Regions from separate parts of the Homo sapiens genome. Here regions 2 and 3 are each linked to region 1. The links are chromatin contacts, found by Hi-C or POLR2A ChIA-PET in ENCODE. All regions are on one chromosome and are shown on one strand. The core of a region is the stretch at or near the end of the contact, and the rest is flanking DNA. Distances in the headings are between cores, read along the strand shown. Region 1 holds the start of NMNAT1 (nicotinamide nucleotide adenylyltransferase 1). Region 2 overlaps PEX14 (peroxisomal biogenesis factor 14). Region 3 overlaps MIR34AHG (MIR34A host gene).

Evidence for each region. A loop is a pair of places that touch in the nucleus more often than their neighbours do. ChIA-PET counts read pairs that join two places held with the same protein, here RNA polymerase II (POLR2A). Pooled maps may share reads with other maps.
Region 2: a pooled map shows a loop between it and region 1 (2.9-fold over the local background). The contact joins the enhancer-like site here to the promoter of NMNAT1 in region 1. A Hi-C loop is called at or near these places in 1 of 50 pooled maps. POLR2A ChIA-PET finds 5 or more read pairs at or near these places in 4 of 52 experiments (A673, B cell, CD8-positive, alpha-beta T cell and 1 more).
Region 3: a loop to region 1 is called in a pooled map, with 3 times the contacts of the local background. The contact joins the enhancer-like site here to the promoter of NMNAT1 in region 1. A Hi-C loop is called at or near these places in 1 of 50 pooled maps. POLR2A ChIA-PET finds 5 or more read pairs at or near these places in 2 of 52 experiments (GM12878 and HepG2).

Annotation. Positions count from the first base shown.
Region 1 is chr1:9,941,057-9,944,787 of GRCh38, reverse strand. It overlaps NMNAT1 (nicotinamide nucleotide adenylyltransferase 1), which reads right to left and starts at 1,313. Exons shown (of 5, transcript NM_022787.4): 1 at 1,273-1,313. LZIC (leucine zipper and CTNNBIP1 domain containing) reads left to right here and starts at 1,397. Exons shown (of 8, transcript NM_032368.5): 1 at 1,397-1,539; 2 at 2,006-2,164. RefSeq lists enhancers at 1,228-1,797, 1,065-2,264, 1,798-2,368.
Region 2 is chr1:10,509,572-10,512,950 of GRCh38, reverse strand. All of the region lies in intron 2 of PEX14 (peroxisomal biogenesis factor 14), which reads right to left. Among named protein-coding and RNA genes, the nearest start is that of PEX14, 36 kb to the right of the region's middle. Within about 2 kb of position 1,975, at least 19 of the 41 ENCODE cell types and tissues checked have a DNase peak (open chromatin) inside an H3K27ac peak, as active enhancers do; they include A673, B cell and CD8-positive, alpha-beta T cell, where a contact is called at or near this core.
Region 3 is chr1:9,161,448-9,165,009 of GRCh38, reverse strand. The region is part of intron 1 of MIR34AHG (MIR34A host gene); the gene reads left to right. Among named protein-coding and RNA genes, the nearest start is that of MIR34A, 11 kb to the right of the region's middle. RefSeq lists silencers at 196-245, 2,016-2,085, 2,236-2,305 and an enhancer at 756-1,085. Within about 2 kb of position 1,955, at least 31 of the 41 ENCODE cell types and tissues checked have a DNase peak (open chromatin) inside an H3K27ac peak, as active enhancers do; they include GM12878, where a contact is called at or near this core.

The sequences.
Region 1 (3,731 bases), core at 64-2,563:
CCATAATCAGACAGAACTAAGTGAAACAATTAGTTTTGGTAGAGTTCTGTGGTAATCATAGTTAGAAGTTTATCCTGGGTAGCTGAAATATAACTAACTTCAGACTCCAGGCCTGTCGGTGGCTTGTGCCAATCACCACAACACTTTGAGGGGCCAAGGCCAGAGGATCGCTTGAGCCCAGGAGTTCAAGGCTGCAGTGAGCTATGATCACACCACTGCACTCCAGCCTGGGCAACACAGCTCTTGTTTTTTAACAAGACATTGTTACTTAAAAAAAAACTGCCCTGATGAAACAATTCTACCATGAACACTGATGTTGTTCTGTGGACTACTTCAGGAAGATGGACTAAGAACATCATTAAATAGTTCCAACCAGTTTCTGGGTAATTTTATTTTTAATTTTTTGTTATGAGGGTCTTGCTATGTTGCCCAGCCTGGGCTCAAATGATCCTCCCACCGCGGGCTCTCAAAGTGCTGGGTTTACAGGTGTCACACCGCGACAGCCAAGGGTAACTTTTTTTTATTTTTATTTTTGAGATGGAGTCTCGAACTGTCGCCCCGGCTGGAGTGCAATGGCGCGATCTCGGCTCACTGTAACCTCCGCCTCCAGGATTCAAGCGATTCTCCTGCCTCAGCCTCCCGAGTAGCTGAGATTACAGGCGCCCACCACCACGCCCAGCTAATTTTTTGTATTTTTAGTAGAGACGGGGTTTCACTATGTTGGCCAGGCTGGTCTCGAACTCCTGACCTCGTGATCCGCCTGCCTCGGCCTCCCAAAGTGCTGGGATTACAGGCGTGAGCCACCGCGCCCGTCCAAGGGTAACTTTTTAAGAGCTGCCCTACAGCTCATTACCTCCTTCTCAAGGAGCATGAGTGTCAAACCACCTCCAGCAAAGTAGATGTAGTCTTTTACAGATTTGGAAAGAAGGATTTAGGAGGAAAGGGAAGTCGTTCGGAATGAAGGATTTCCTCCTCTGACGCCCAGCCGTCCCCCGTTAAGCCTAAAGGTGCCAGACCTCAAGACTCTTCTAGAAAGAGATTTTTCCTTTCCAAGGTGAATCCATCTGTTCCGAAGGTCAGAAGCTATTTTACCGAAGTTTTCCGTTCCACTGAAAAAATTAAGGGTCAATCAAAGCTCCTTGCCCCAAACCTGAATATGAGCTTGCCTCGGGTCATATTCGACTCTAAAGACTCCACCACACCATCCTGGACTCCCCTATATCTAGGACAAAAAGCGACCAGTTTCTCAGGGGCTCCTTGCGGGGAGCTTACCGCGCCCTCACTGTCCGCCGGCCCGAGTGCTACCGGAGATCACCAGCGGCCCGGACGCCAGCGAGTGGAACATCTCGGTCGCACTCTCATTGGTTCCAGGGGGCCGGAAGTGCGTGCGTCCAGCGGAAGTGCTCCCCCGGCGCGGTCCGCCAGGCCAGTGCCCTCAGGTAGGCGGGGCCCCTGGCCCTAAACTCTGGGACTGGCGGGCGGTCAGGCGGCACAGGGGGAATCCCGGGGGCCTAAGGAGGTTGTCCCAGTTTTTGTCAGGTAGGCCCGGAAGGAGTTTCGGGGACCATGGGTTTACGGCTACCTCTGGTGGCAATTGGGGCCTGTTGGAGCCCGGCCGCCGCGGGACCTACGTGCCGGACTTCAAGTTCCCGCGTGGGGTGGGATTTGCTGCGGTGGCCGGAGCTGATTCTTCACCCAGTCCTGTTGGTTCTGGGCCAAACCCTCCTCACTTTCAAGGAAGAGGCGTGCTCTCCGCCCTTACCTTTTCCAAGCCTCTGGGTTTGACGCCATCCCTCAAGGCGTGTCCGGATGCGGGATTTTCCTCAAAGACCCTCTCGGCCTCGCTAGGAAGAAACTCAGAAAGGCTGCGGTAGGCGCAGTCGAGGGGGAAAGTGCCCCCGCCCTTGATGTCTCAGGCTGCTCAAGTGGAAGTTATCTGGACTGCCTTAGGGCAAGTTTATATATAGCAAATAAAATTACTTGTTAATGGTTTCCTTTTTTCCAGCATCTCCACCCCGAGGTGGTTTGAACTTTGAGCCTTTTGTAGTCCTGATGAATAATTTCATTTTCCTCAAGTTTATGACACTCGGAACGTCAAGAACTGGAGGTTTGTGCAATTTGAGACCGGTCGGCACTGTGCAGAGATCAGAGTACTAAGAGACAGGTGAGCATGAATGAGGACCCTCCGCTCCAGATATAGTGTCTGAGAGCGGTTTCTGTAGTTTCGTAAAAGTGAAAAGTGCACCACATTTAGTGACTACTAGGTGGTGCCAACGAGTTAATCTTTCGGGGATAAATCTCAACTAATGTAGTACCAGGTTAAGGCTTTTAAAATGCACCCATTTTTACTGAAATGTATTCAGAATAGCTTTAGCTCCTTAAAATATGTTGAGCCTTTATATACGTGACCAAATTATCGACGTTCTATTCTGTATTAGGTACTGAGAAAGCTGAGAGAGGAATCAGACTCATATTCTGTTCTCCAGAGTTTAGTCAGAGGAGATAACGTATTATAATAAAATCATATATAATTAAAGGCAGAAATAAGTGCTAAATAGAGAATAAGATTTGAGCTGGGCGCGGTGACTCACGCCTGTAATCCCATCACTTTGGGAGACTGAGGCAAGTGGATCACCAGAGGTCAGGAGTTCAAGACTCGCCTGGACAACATGGTGAAACCCCATCTCTACTAAAAATACAAAAATTAGCCAGATGTGGTGACGCATGCCTGTAGTCCCAGCTACTGGAGAGGCTGAGGCAGGAGAATTGCTTGAACCCAGGAGGCTGAGGTTGCAGTGAGCCGAGATCGCGCCACTGCACTCCATCCTGGACGACAGAGCGAGACTCCGTCTCAAAAAAAATTTTAAAAAAAAAGATTTGAATGCTAAAGAAGAAGCAATCAATTCTCATTATTCATCTACCAGTTGTTTATTCGGCACTTTTTGTCTGTCCAAGATTGTGCTGGATGCTGGTGTATAAAGAAAAGGTAAAGGCCGGGTGCGGTGGCTCACGCCTGTAATCCCAGCACTTTGGGAGGCCGAGGCAGGCAGATCACGAGGGCAAGAGATCGAGACCATCCTGGCCAATATGGTGAAACCCGTCTCTCCTAAAAATACAAAAATTAGCTGGGCGTGGTAGTGCGTGCCTGTAATCCCAGCTACTTGGGAGGCCGAGGCAGGAGAATCTCTTCAACCTGGGAAGCGGAGGTTGCAGTGAGCCGAGATCGTGCCACTGCACTCCAGCCTGGCGACAGAGTGAGACTCCATCTCAAAAAAAAAAAAAAAAAAGGTAAAGGCTAGGCACGATAGCTTACACCTGTAATCCCAGCATTTTGGGAGGCTGAGGCAGGCGGATCACCTGAGGTCAGGAGTTTGAGACCAGCCTGGCCAACATGGTGAAACCTCATCTCTACTAAAAGTACAAAAATCAGCTGAGCGTGGTGGCGGGCACCTACATTCCCAGCTACTCGGGAGACCGAGGCAGGAGAGTCACTTGAACCCAGGAGGCAGAGGTTGCAGTGAACCAAGATCATGCCACTGCACTCCACCTGGGTGACCGTGAGACGCCATCAAAAAAAAAAGAAAGAGGAAAGAAAGAACGAACGAACGAAAGAAAGAAAAGGTAAAATCCCTACTTAAATAATTCACAACCTAGTGATTGGGAGGAAATCAAGGAAGACCTTGTAGAGAAGGTGACACTTGAACTAGACTTTGAAGAATGAACTGGGCTTC
Region 2 (3,379 bases), core at 726-3,225, 570 kb before region 1:
CCAAGGTGGGTGGATCACGAGGTCACGAGATCCAGACCATCCCAGCTAACACGATGAAACCTCATCTCTACTAAAAATACAAAAAATTAGCCGGGCGTGGTGGCACACGCCTGTAGTCCCAGCTACTCAGGAGGCTGAGGCAGGGAATCGCTTGAACCCGTGAGGCGGAGGTTGCAGTGAGCCGACATCACGCCACTGCACTCCAGCCTGGCGACAGAGCAAGACTCCATCATAAAAAATAAAAGTTAAAAAAAAAAAGAAGGAAAAGAACAGGGAGCATTTCATTTAAAAACGATCCTATGCATCTGAATATATTGTTCTTTTTCATTATAACTAGCTACTTCTAAAATTAGTTCAGTTGGATTTAAGGATTTGACAAATGTGGAATATAACCACCGACGCCAGTGCAGGTTTCCAACCAACACCCCTGAAGTTAATGCTGGGATTCTGCTATGCTTCAAAGCAGGCGAACATCAGGGATCCACCCCACCTTCATTAAAATTCCACAATCTGTCTGCCATCCTTTGGATGAATCCACAGAAGTCTCTGTTTCCCTGGCCAGGTGTTTCAACACCCAGCAATGCTCATGTCATCAATCAGGTGACTTAGTCAAGTGCCACAGTGTTGGGTATCAGAAAAAAAGATCCAGAAAGTCCTGGTCTGAGAGCTCTAGTCCTTAAAAATTTAGACTTGGGCCAGGCACGGTGGCTCACGTCTGTAATCTCAGCACTTTGGGAGGCCGAGGAGGGCAGATCACGAGGTCAGGAGGTCGAGACCATCCTGGCTAACATGGTGAAACCCTGTCTCTACTAAAAATACCAAAATTAGCCGAGCGTGGGGGCAGGCGCCTGTAGTCCCAGTTATTCGGGAAGCTGAGGCAGGAGAATGGCGTAAACCCGGGAGGCGGAGCGTGCAGTGAGCCAAGATTATGCCACTGCACTCCAGCCTGGGTGACAGAGCAAGACTCCGTCTCAAAAAATATATATATTTAGACTCAACACCCCACCTAAGCCATAAGACTGAGCAGAAATTCTAGTATGTGACACCTCTGGAGAGAAACAGGTTAACACAATCAAGCCTCTCTTCTGGCAATACACGTGTTGATGAGGTCCTGCAGTCCACAGAAGACTTGGAAGTCAAAGAGGTCACAGGTCCCAGAGACCACAGAAGTCAGAGGTCCCACGGGCCACAGAGGTCAGAGATCTCACAGGCCACAGAAGTCAGAGGTCTCACAGTCCATGGAATTCAGAGGTCCCTGGGTCCACAGAAGTCACAGTCCCACGGTCTATGGAAGTCAGAGGCCCCACAATCCACAGAAGTCATAAATTCTAGAGTCCACAGAAGTCAGGAGTCCATAGTCCACAGATGTCAGGGGTCCCTCCATCTCTAGAAGTTATAGGTCCTACAGTTCATGGCAGACTTTCCTAGGAAAATTTAAACTCTGATGTGCATGGTCATTTCCATTTCTAAACCCTACACAAAAATCTGAGGGGAGACACGCTCAATCAGATAGCATTAAAGCTGGAAAGAACGCACCATGATGTTAGCAAAAACCACTTCAACTACTCATGCCATTAGAGTCATCAAAGGGGGGAGGCAGGAAGGAAGGGAGGGACAGAGAAAGAGACAGTAATGAAAGAGAAAATAAGTCTGAAAAGAAAGGAGAAAATAGAAATATAAAAGATTAGAAAAAACAGGAGATAACAAAATAAAAAAGACAAAAACCTCACTTTGGCATTTACAGTTTAAAGCTGTCAGGGCATTTTATGAAATGACAGTTGCAATAAAACAAATAGAATGGTGAGTCATCTGGGTTCCAACTTCTGAGTCAAAAGGGGCTGTTTCTAGACAAACCAGCAGCTCTGCTGCCTGCACATTTAACGATGCCTATCGGTGCACCACAGCTACGGAACAGGATGTGGAGAACGAGGAGGTGGGAGTGAGCATTGTCTTTACTGGTCCCAGTGTCATTGCAAATAAAGACTGTCAAGATTTAAACCATAATAATGGAAAGGCTATAAAGGTCTCAGTTATAATGTTTCCTCTGATGTTCCCTTTCATAAAATGGCCTCTTTATGTTGCTTGCGTAGCAGTCATCCACTGAACATCGGCATATGTGTGGCCCAGTGGGAATGTTGCACCCTAAGTTCCTAGCAGGACGCCAGGCAGCAACTGTGCAATCCAACTCCTTGGCTCATCATCTCCATCGCACATAAGTGAGCACACACACTCACTCATTCCACAAATATGTATGAGTGCCTATTTTCTGCCAGGAGCTGAGCAATACGGTATATGCCCAACCCATACAGGGCTTAGCAAAGTGCCTAGGTGCCAAACAGCCAGGAAACACACATGCAAAATATATACGGCCATACAACACAGGGACTCCTTTCCTACTTTGGCACCTAAAAGTCTTACATAAGTGCCTGGCAGCCTAGCAGGAAATGGGACTTTTCCTTCTCCATGCCAGAGCAAAGTAGATAAGCTGGAACACAAATCAGATAAATGCTCAAAAAGGGGGCTTAATATGGTGCCCACAAAGACTTGCCTTTACTTGGACACACCAGACAAAAATGCACAGAAACCTGCTGTTTCAACAGAATTATTTATCTGCAGCCTGCCATCTAACCATTCTAGGCACCAGGGAACCTCAAAGGAAAATACAAACAAAACCTCTGCAAATTAATACTTTGTAGACATGCCAAGGAGGCATGAACTAAGAAAGACACCAGCAGCACGTGTAGGGATGAAATGAGGCTGAAACCTGTAAACCAGGGAGCCGTGTGATGCAATTAGAGATGCCAAAGTCCAAAATTAGGAAAGGATCGATCTAGTCAAGCCCAACTTGGTGGCAGGTAGAGAATAACTCACATTTCTAGGTGGGCAGCCTGTGCCAACCACAAACCATCCCTGGGCTGCCTTCCCTGCTGATCTATAATTGGTGGGTCAGTGATGGAGCTACCAATTATCTTGAGGCCCCCTGTATTTAGTTCACAGACAAAGGGAAGCAGGAGAGACCAGTTAGTAATGAGTAAGTAATGGCCACGAAAATACATTGTATTATACAAAGCTGCTTCGGCAGGAAAAGCCATTTGGAAAATAAAGCGTAAAAGAATAAAATAAGCTGGAGAAACTCAATTTTCTCCTCCCTTCCTCCCAAAGCCACACTTAGGATAAAATGAGGTTTGTGCAGGTTAATCCTTAAGAGGTAAGAAAAAAATGATTAAATACATTTAAAAAATCAATTGTACATTAAACCAAATCCAGGAACTGCAAAAACAAACACGGCAGCGTTCCTCCAGCCGGCATTAGCTCTGCCAGTCTGGTCAGTAGGGGATACCCCCACCTGATGGAGCCCGCTGAGGTCACAGAAGACAAG
Region 3 (3,562 bases), core at 706-3,205, 780 kb after region 1:
GGGGCTGTTGCAGCCAGGGGCAGTCAGGCAGGGTCACCCATGCAGGGGCAGCCAAGTGGCTTGCCCAAGCTGGGGTCTATGCCTAGAGGACCCTCCAAAGATGCTGACCCCCTGAAGCCTGGCATCACCCAGGGAGGAGCTGTCACCACCATGGCCCTCTGGGCTACTAAAAACAACCTTTTGCCCAGGACTTGCAAGGAAGAGAGAGAGAGTTCTCGGTGGATGAGAACAGTTTTTCAGTGGCAGTGCTACAGACATTTGGGGCCAGATGATTTTTTGTGGTGGGGGCTGCCCTGTGCACTGTAGGATGTTTAGCGGCATTCCTGGCTTCTACCCACTAGAAGCCAGGAGCACTCCCTACCCTTCAATTGTGATAATCAAAAACGTCTGGGTTTTTTTCTTCTTTTTTTTTTTGAGACAGAGTCTTGCTCTGTCACCCAGGCTGGAGTGCAGTGATGCGATCTTGGCTCACTGCAACCTCCACCTCCCAGTCTCAAGTGATTCTCCTGCTTCAGCCTCCCAAGTAGTTGGGATTACAGGTGTGTGCCACCATGCCCAGTTAAGTTTTGCATTTTTAGTGGAGATAGGGTCTTGTCATGTTGGCCAGGCTGGTCTCGAACTCCTGACCTCAAGTGATCTGCCCGCCTCGGCCTCCCAAAGTGCTGGGATTACAGGCATGAGCCACCACACCCGGCCCCAAAAATGTCTTTAGATATTGCCAAATGTCCCCTGGGTGACAAAATCATCCCCCAAACTGCTGGATTAGAGGCTTTGGAAATGGATTTTCTGTGACCACTGCTTCACCATTGTAAGCTGCCTCTCATTTGGGTGCAGTTTTCTTTGTTCCTTTTCCAAAAAGCTGACCTCATCGGGCCCATTTGTTTGTTTCGTTGACTCACCCAGTCTAACCGCAAGCAGCCTTCCTCCTCTGGGGGATCCCAAATGACTTATCATGGGACTTTGTATGTAAATTTCAAAGATTATTTTCTACTAAATCAGAGGCAGAAATCCTCAACTTCTTTTTTAGCAGCCTTGGTAAATACTTCCTTAGAGTGTTTAAGGGGCGTGCCGCACTCCTGCTGGTGGTCTGATTGTGAACACCTTTGCTGTTCAGTTCCCTGAAATCGCCAAATATTTCCCTCTCCTTTGGGTCTCAGCCCAGTGACTAGCGGATGATCTAAGGGCCAGGGCGGTCTGAGTTGGCTAGTGCACCGGGGATTTTCTTAAGGCCTTTGACCCGGGGACTGGTGTGGGAGGAAGGCAAAGGCCTGGTTGTTTATGAGCAAGGAGGAGTCAGGTCCGAGGATGGAGCCCTTCGGGGTCACTGCCCTGGGCCCTGCCCCTCTCCTGCACATCAGGCCCCTTGGACAAGGCCCGTGTGTTTGCAGGACCCTCTTGGGGCAGCAGAGCAAGGGCTGGCTTTGAGAGAGAGCCTCACTTTTTTGTTTTTTTTTTTTTTTTTTTTTTTAAGTAGAGACGGGGTTTCTCCATGTTGGTCAGGCCAGTCTTGAACTCCTCACCTCAGGTGATCTGCCCTCCTCGGCCTCCCAAAGTGCTGGGATTACAGGCGTGAGCGACCGCGCTCGGCCAGGGCTTCACTTTCAAGCTCAGTGCTGCTCTGAGGGGTGGACACAGCCCTGATGTCAGTAGCTGAAGACCTGCCTGGCCACACTCAGCAGCAGTTAGCCTTCTCCTCCCGCGCCCCGTGAACAAGGCTGTACCCTGGGAGGTTGGGCTCTGTCTGAATTCCATCACAGGTCCTCTCCTGGGCCTTGCCCTGCTTTGTTGCCTCCTTAGGAGGATGTCTTCTGGTTTCCTAGGAAGGGCTTTATATCTTAACATCCACCCTGCATTCAAAACCCAAGTTATCAAGACCACAGGGCACCACAACCCTCCTCTTGGCCTTGCGGTTTCTATTCTTCAGTGACTCCCAGAGGTTTGGCTTGATTGGCAGCTTAGAAGCACATGATTGAACTTGAGCAGTGGTTGAAACTCAGAGTCAGATGCCTGACCCGCCCCAATCCCAGGCACAGAGTCTGACCTCACACCCAGGCTGTGCTGTGTACTCAGTTGTTCAGTATCGACTTGAGCTTGACGGGCATCAGGGGCCAGGGAGTGAAAGGGAAGAGAAGCCAAATCTGGCTGCTAAGGGCTCTCAGTCCTGGAGGGCAGGAAAATAGTGGCCTTGCCGCTAGACCTGATGCCACCTGCCCCTCCAGCTGTACCCCCTCAACACCTTGGGTAATACCTCAAGCCCCACGTCCTCTTCCAAGCCAGATAGGACCCCAAGTGCTGGGTGATCCTTATTGAAGGGTAGGGACAGGAGGGACCCGTGGGATTGTGTGTGCTCAGAGCGGAGTTCAGGGGCACCTGAGGGCAAACTGTCTCTTTGCTCCCAGGGCTGTCCTCCGTGCCTTTACCTGTGCTGGGCCCTGGCAGAGCTCTGAGTCTTCTGGATTCCAGCGTCCATAGTAGCTAGTCTGTCCACTGCTGGAGAAAAGCTGCTTTCCCAAAATAGCCACCCAGGGGGAAAGAGCAGCCCTGGAATTTGACCCTGACGATCACCGTGACGGGGCTGCTGGCCCCACCTGGCCTGACCTCCACGACATCACGGAAGGACTGTTGGTTAGTTGTGGGGGCCAGGATTTTTCCTCTGTCCCCCTCCCCTCTTCTTCTTCCCTTTCTTCTTTCTCTCTGCCAGCTTCAGGTTTGAAATTCCAGTGACACCGAGGGAGATGCTCCAGTGCCTGTCCGGCTGGGGGGCAGGTCACATGGTGGGAGCAGAGAGGGGAGGGCACTTGTGCGCCTGCACCTCTTGGCAGGTGAATGCACACCTATGGAGGGGCCTGGGTGCTGGCAGCGAGCCCCGCTCCCTGCGGCTGTGCCAGGCCCAGAGGCGGCAGCGAGCCCAACAGGTCAGACAGGTGGAGCCAGGCTGGGGAAGCTGCAGGACCAGAGCTGACATCCGATCAATCCAAGGTCCTTCTTTGGCCCACAGAGCAGGTAACCCACCCTTTTCTTTCTTTTTTTTTTTTCTTTCTTTCTTTTTTTTTCTGGTTTAATTCACTGACAACTTTAGGGAACATTTACAACCCGAGAAAAAGGCCATTGAGATTGGGGGGCAATCGCGAATTGTTTGGAGAGGGATTTGTGGTGTTTTGTGTGGAGGAAATTTGGCCTCGGCATTAGAAAAGCATTTCTAATTTTCAGGTCTTTGATTCTGAAAGCAGATTTCTTATGGAGCCTGGGTGCTGGGTGGCATATTGGGGAGGCAAAGCCCAGAAGCCATGAGGGTTTTCCTGTGACTGCTGATGGAACACCGTGGGAGGCTGTAGTTTGGTGGCCTGTTTGCCTCCATAAGGAGGGGTTGGGGCAGAGACAGGGTGGTCGGGGGACTGCTCCGCGACAGGACTTGGCTGTATGGGGGAAGCTCTCCCAGTTCCTATCAGAGAAACACGTGGAGGGCTGGACTCCCTCCAAAATTCAAATTTATGCTACAGGCCCTTACTGGGGCTGGATTTTACTTGGAGATTGTTTGGAGTTTTGAAATCACCTCTCCTGG